2 separate regions of the Homo sapiens genome follow, and region 2 is linked to region 1. The links are chromatin loops, found by intact Hi-C in ENCODE. Cell type or tissue: sigmoid colon. All regions are shown on one strand.

Evidence for each region. Peaks named below come from ENCODE experiments on the same cell type or tissue, not always from the same donor. Only the 100,000 strongest peaks of a DNase experiment are listed, where the experiment ranks them.
Region 2: it touches region 1 in a loop (4-fold over the local background); 5 of 110 quality-filtered maps call a loop at or near these places.

What each region holds. Positions count from the first base shown.
Region 1 is chr6:17,468,069-17,470,568 of GRCh38, forward strand. All of the region lies in intron 4 of CAP2 (cyclase associated actin cytoskeleton regulatory protein 2), which reads left to right. Among named protein-coding and RNA genes, the nearest start is that of CAP2, 76 kb to the left of the region's middle. In sigmoid colon, a CTCF peak has its summit at 1,519; no DNase peak of the experiment used is centred here; H3K27ac peaks cover 82 bases.
Region 2 is chr6:17,154,827-17,157,326 of GRCh38, forward strand. No RefSeq gene overlaps it. Among named protein-coding and RNA genes, the nearest start is that of STMND1, 54 kb to the left of the region's middle. In sigmoid colon, a CTCF peak has its summit at 1,468 (motif pointing right); a DNase peak (open chromatin) is centred at 1,475.

The sequences.
Region 1 (2,500 bases):
TGCCTTTCTGTGCCTGGCTTATTTCACGTAACATAACAATCTCCAGTTCTATCCATGTTGAATTTTTTTTTTTAATAAGACCACAGGCCATAGACCACAATGTGCCCTTCAGTTCCTCCACCTTCACCCTTCCATCTATCCTGGCAGAAGCCGGATAAAGGATTCATTGACAGCCCTGATTGACAATGGTGACCCCCAATTTCAAATTTCCTTTCTCACTTTGGCAATGAGGAAACAGGTCTCTTGCATTCTCTAATACTAGGACATTTCAACATTTCAGCCTTGACCCACAGAAAAAAGGATATTTTACTTTACCACCCAGTTTCACAAAACAGTATTCTTACCATGTGCGCTGCATTCTGACATTTTTCTTCTAGTCTATGCTGTGCTGTGGTCATCACCCACTGAACTGATCTTAAGATGCACTAGTGGTCACACCTTGCAGTTCAGAAGCACCTTTCTCATTGATTTATTACATGCTCATGACACAAAACACATTATAAAATATTTGCAAAGCATCTCAGCTTTTCTTGTCTCCCCTTGTTGTATTTTACATAAATAACCTTTGAGCAAAAGAATGGCCCAGTTCTTACAGCACTTCTTATAGTCTAGAATTTGTCAAGCCCATCCTCTTCCAGTTGATGGAAGGATTCTCACATGGAAAATGGCCAAGAAGCCCCCACCCTGGCTTGCTCAACTATTCATTTACTTTTACAGCAGGTGAGCATAGAGGAAGTATGTTATTTCTAGTTCTCAAACGTAAAAAACAATATTCAGTGATACATTAATAATCCAGCCCCAGGATGTAGACCTGGACCCATTCCTTTATTCACTGTCCAGAGTCCTTTTTGCAGACCCTACATGTAAGAGCCACACTACACGTCATTTATAAGAGTTGTATGTCAAAATAAAATTGTAGAAAGTGTTGAGTTGACATGAACAAGTGTTTTTTGGCCTGAGGCCACCTCACCTCACCTCACCTGGGAGAGATGAGAAAACAAGAGTGTTAACAATTTTAACCATGGGTGACTCCAAAACTCTCGCCCGAGCTGCAGAGGTAACCTTTTGTAAACCACGCATCTGATGCCTTGATGGGCACCACCCCAAGGAAGACTATCATTCGGGGAATTCCTGGGAGGTCTCCCACTGATGTCCCACCAGTCTAACCCTGAGTAGTTTGCAGGAGCAGAAGAGAAGCACCCGGAGGGTGGAGAACTATAGCTGAGGGGCCATAAGTACAGCAGGCTTTCTGCTGCCTTCACACTTTCCCTATTTTCTCCAGCATTTCTCGTGCTGCTAAGACCTGACAGTGAAATGATCTCTGTGTGTGTGTGTGTCTGTGTGTGTCTGTGTGTGTGTGTGTGTCTGTGTGTGTGTGTATTTGCATGGAATCAATATGTACCTGCACATAGAGAAAAAATTAATCTTAAGTTTTTCAACTTCAGGGAAGATGATTTATGGTCATTGGCTGCCTGGTAGGTTTTATTCTATCTAGGAAGTCTGAGTTCTGTATTCCTCCATAAGGGGGAGAGAGAGAGACAGAGAGCGCGTTTCTACTATCCTCCCTCTCGTTTTCTTGTCTTTATTTGAACTTGTACTTTAAAGGGAAATAGTGCCTTCCTGTGCATAAAGCAGGCATCTAAAACTGATTCTCTTTCCTTTCATTGTTTATACAATCTGAAAAATTAGATGGAGAAGGAAGGTTAGTGAACCTTCTTGGCCGTTCCTCCATCTCTGAGTGAATGCACATGCCCAGCACAGTCCTCCGCTCAGCACTTTCTCCATAAGGATTTTCTAAGGCATGGAGCAGTCATCAAATTTGTTAATAATTTGTTCACATTAAACTAAGCAAAAAAGCCTAGCGGCAGTGATCTTAGGACTTAAGCTAATTATTTAGATGCATGAGAGATCCAGATTATTAGTGGGCATAAATATGTTCAGGATTTTAATAAAACATATTAATTTGTGAGGGTTGTCAAGAGCAGAAACTTTGGACTTGGGCCTACTTGGATTTGAATTTCACATTTTCTACTCATTAGCTCTGCTAATCCAAATGCGAGAAAAACGAATTCATCTATGTCTTCTAAGTTTGAGAATCTTCTATCTTTTTCTCGGTATCTACTGGAGAATTAACTTGGTAATCCACTGACCCACTCTAACCAAACCAACTTGTCAAGTTACCCACTTGGGGGAAGGCAGTTAAACTTTCTAAGCCCGTGTTTTCTTGTCTTTAAAATAGGGATAACAAATAATTCCTATCTCAAAGGGTTATTGTGAGGATTAAATGAGAAAAAGCAGGCGAGGGTCATGTGACTGACTAGAAAAGTTCATTATTAGTCAGTGTTGTCTGACTGCTTTAGCAAAAAGTCCCCAAATCTCAAAGGCTTAACAGAAGAGATTTTTTTTCTTGTTCACATAAGGTCTGCTCCAGTGTTTTTGGTTGCCATTCTTCCACATGGTAGTTCAGGGTCCAGGCTTCTTCCATCTTGGGGCACCCAAC
Region 2 (2,500 bases), 310 kb before region 1:
CAGACTGGTCTTGAATTCCTGACCTCAGGACATCCACATGCCTCGGCCTCCCAAAGTGCTGGGATTACAGGTGTGAGCCACCGCACCTGGCTTTTTTTTTTTTTTTTTTTTTTTGAGATGGAGTTTCACCCTTGTCACCCAGGCTGGAGTGCAATGGCGCCATCTCGGCTCACTGCAACCTCCGCCTCCCGGGTTCAAGCCATTCTCCTACCTCAGCCTCCTGAGTAGCTGGGATTACAGGCATCTGCCACCATGCCCAGCTAAGTTTTGTATTTTTAGTAGAGATGGGGTTTCACCATGTTGGCCAGGCTGCTGTTGAACTCCTGACCTCAGGTGATCCACCCACCTCGGCCTCTGAAAGTCCTGGGATTACAGGCGTGAGCCACCACGCCAGACTGCTAACTTCTTATTTTGAATTTTGCATCACTGGTATATGGTTTTCTTCATGATGATCATTTCTCATAAGAAAATCTCGCAGGAATTTTCTACCAGAGACTTAAAAGTATGCAGCCCATCCTTCTCCCAAGCTGCTAGATTTGGGTCTGAGAGTCTCCTGATATTGCTCTTGCCAACTCTTAATTTACAGGGGATTCAAATAATTTGTTTTCAACTTTGCTGAATTTGAGAAAGCTTTACTGATGAGCTTTAGATCGTCTTTTCAATTCTACCAATATTATTTATTCATGCTTCCAGTCTTTGATCCGCTTATTTTTAATATCAAGTGATATTTTATTATATCCGTATTCCTTTCCATAAATTTGATTTTGCAGTCATAAGAAATAAAAACGAGAGATCTCATGTTTCCTTTACCCACTTTCCCCAGTGGCAACATTTGCAAAACTGTATTAACAAAAATCACAAGGATATTGACCTCGACTCAGTCAAGAGATAGAACATTTCCATCACCACAAGGATCACTCGTGTTGCCCTTTTAAAATTATTTTTTATCTTTTATTGTGCTTTAAAAACACATAAAATTTACCATTTTACCATTTGTAAGTGTACGGTTCAGTAGTGTTAAGTATATTCACATTGCTGTGAAACTATCTTTACTCTTAATTGCTCCAATCTTTGGTAAATACACCGCATTTACTCTTCATCTTGCCCTGTATACAAGATACAGTGGTAGGGTGGGCAGAACACAAGTAATGTTTAAGGTGGGAGGGGAAAAACATATGTACATGTGAAAAAATAACGAAATTGACAGTATATTTCTCAAAAGATAAATGACAGAATAGACAATTCTGCCATCTCATTCCTCCTTCCTTTTCTTTCATCCCCTCTGCTTCTTTTTTTTTGTAAAATTGATTACCTCTGATGAAATTTCACGGTGAGTTTTCTAATTAATCACAGTTCACTAGGAACTATTTTTCCCCACCTGCCATGAAATTTATTAAAACCAGGACAAAGATTTTTCCTTAAGAGGCTTCATCCATCTTACGGTATTGCTTTGGTCTGTGTCCAGCAGGTGGCACCAAAGGATAGTGAATAGAAATCAGTAAGCATCTTGATGGTGAATAGACTCAAAATTTGTGGGGGTTTATGGCACTTTGAGTCTTTCTACTTGATTGCATAATGATCAAAACTTTGCTTAGTCTATCCACTGAATATTTTAGCTCCTGGATCACTGTTACATTCTTCAACACATCTCTTGTCCTAATTTTTGGTGATGTTAATATCCATGTGGGTAATGCTTCCCAAGTCCTTCTCTCTGAGTTCCTTGACATCTTCTCCTCTAGTGATCTCTAAAGTGCCACCCTGTGCAACTGATCTCACAGTAAATTCATGGTTACTAATATCCAGGCAGCGGCTCTTAATGAGGCCAGGAATCCGCACCTGCCTTCTTGGATGTGGAGGACCTATCCATGCCCCCAGCTAAAGCCCATCCTATCTCAGCTACTCAAGGATGTCAGTCCTACAGATCTCTCATGTTATCAACATCTCCTCTACAGAAACTTTCCCAGCTTCATGTAATTGTGTTCTTCTTTCTTTGTGAATACCTGGAGGCCCCTTAACACCTGGTTTCCTTCTTATCCACACTTCCCACTCCAGGAACCACCCCTCCTCCTCCCCATTTCTTTCCTTCCTTTTACAGTCAAGTAAAAGGAAGAAAAAAGTTGTCTATACTCATTTTTTTTCTCCTGCTTATTCTCCTTTTAACCCATTTTAGTAATAGCATCACCCCCACCATTCCACTCAAACTGTTCTTGTTAAGGTCAAGGCTCACTGACTCTATTGGACAACTCTCAAGTCTTATTGTACTTGATCTGTCACAGGATTTGACATGGTTGATTGTTCCCTCCTCCTCACACACTCCCTTCACCTGCCCTCCAGAACGCCACGGTCTCCTGGGCTTCCTCCCGCCTCATTGGCTGCTCCTTCTGTTTCCCTCGTGAGTTCCTCCTCATTGCTCCGATCTCTACACATCGGAGAGCATAGAACATTTTCCTTTGGACGTCATCTCTTTTCTAACTACATATTCATCTTCGATGGTCACATT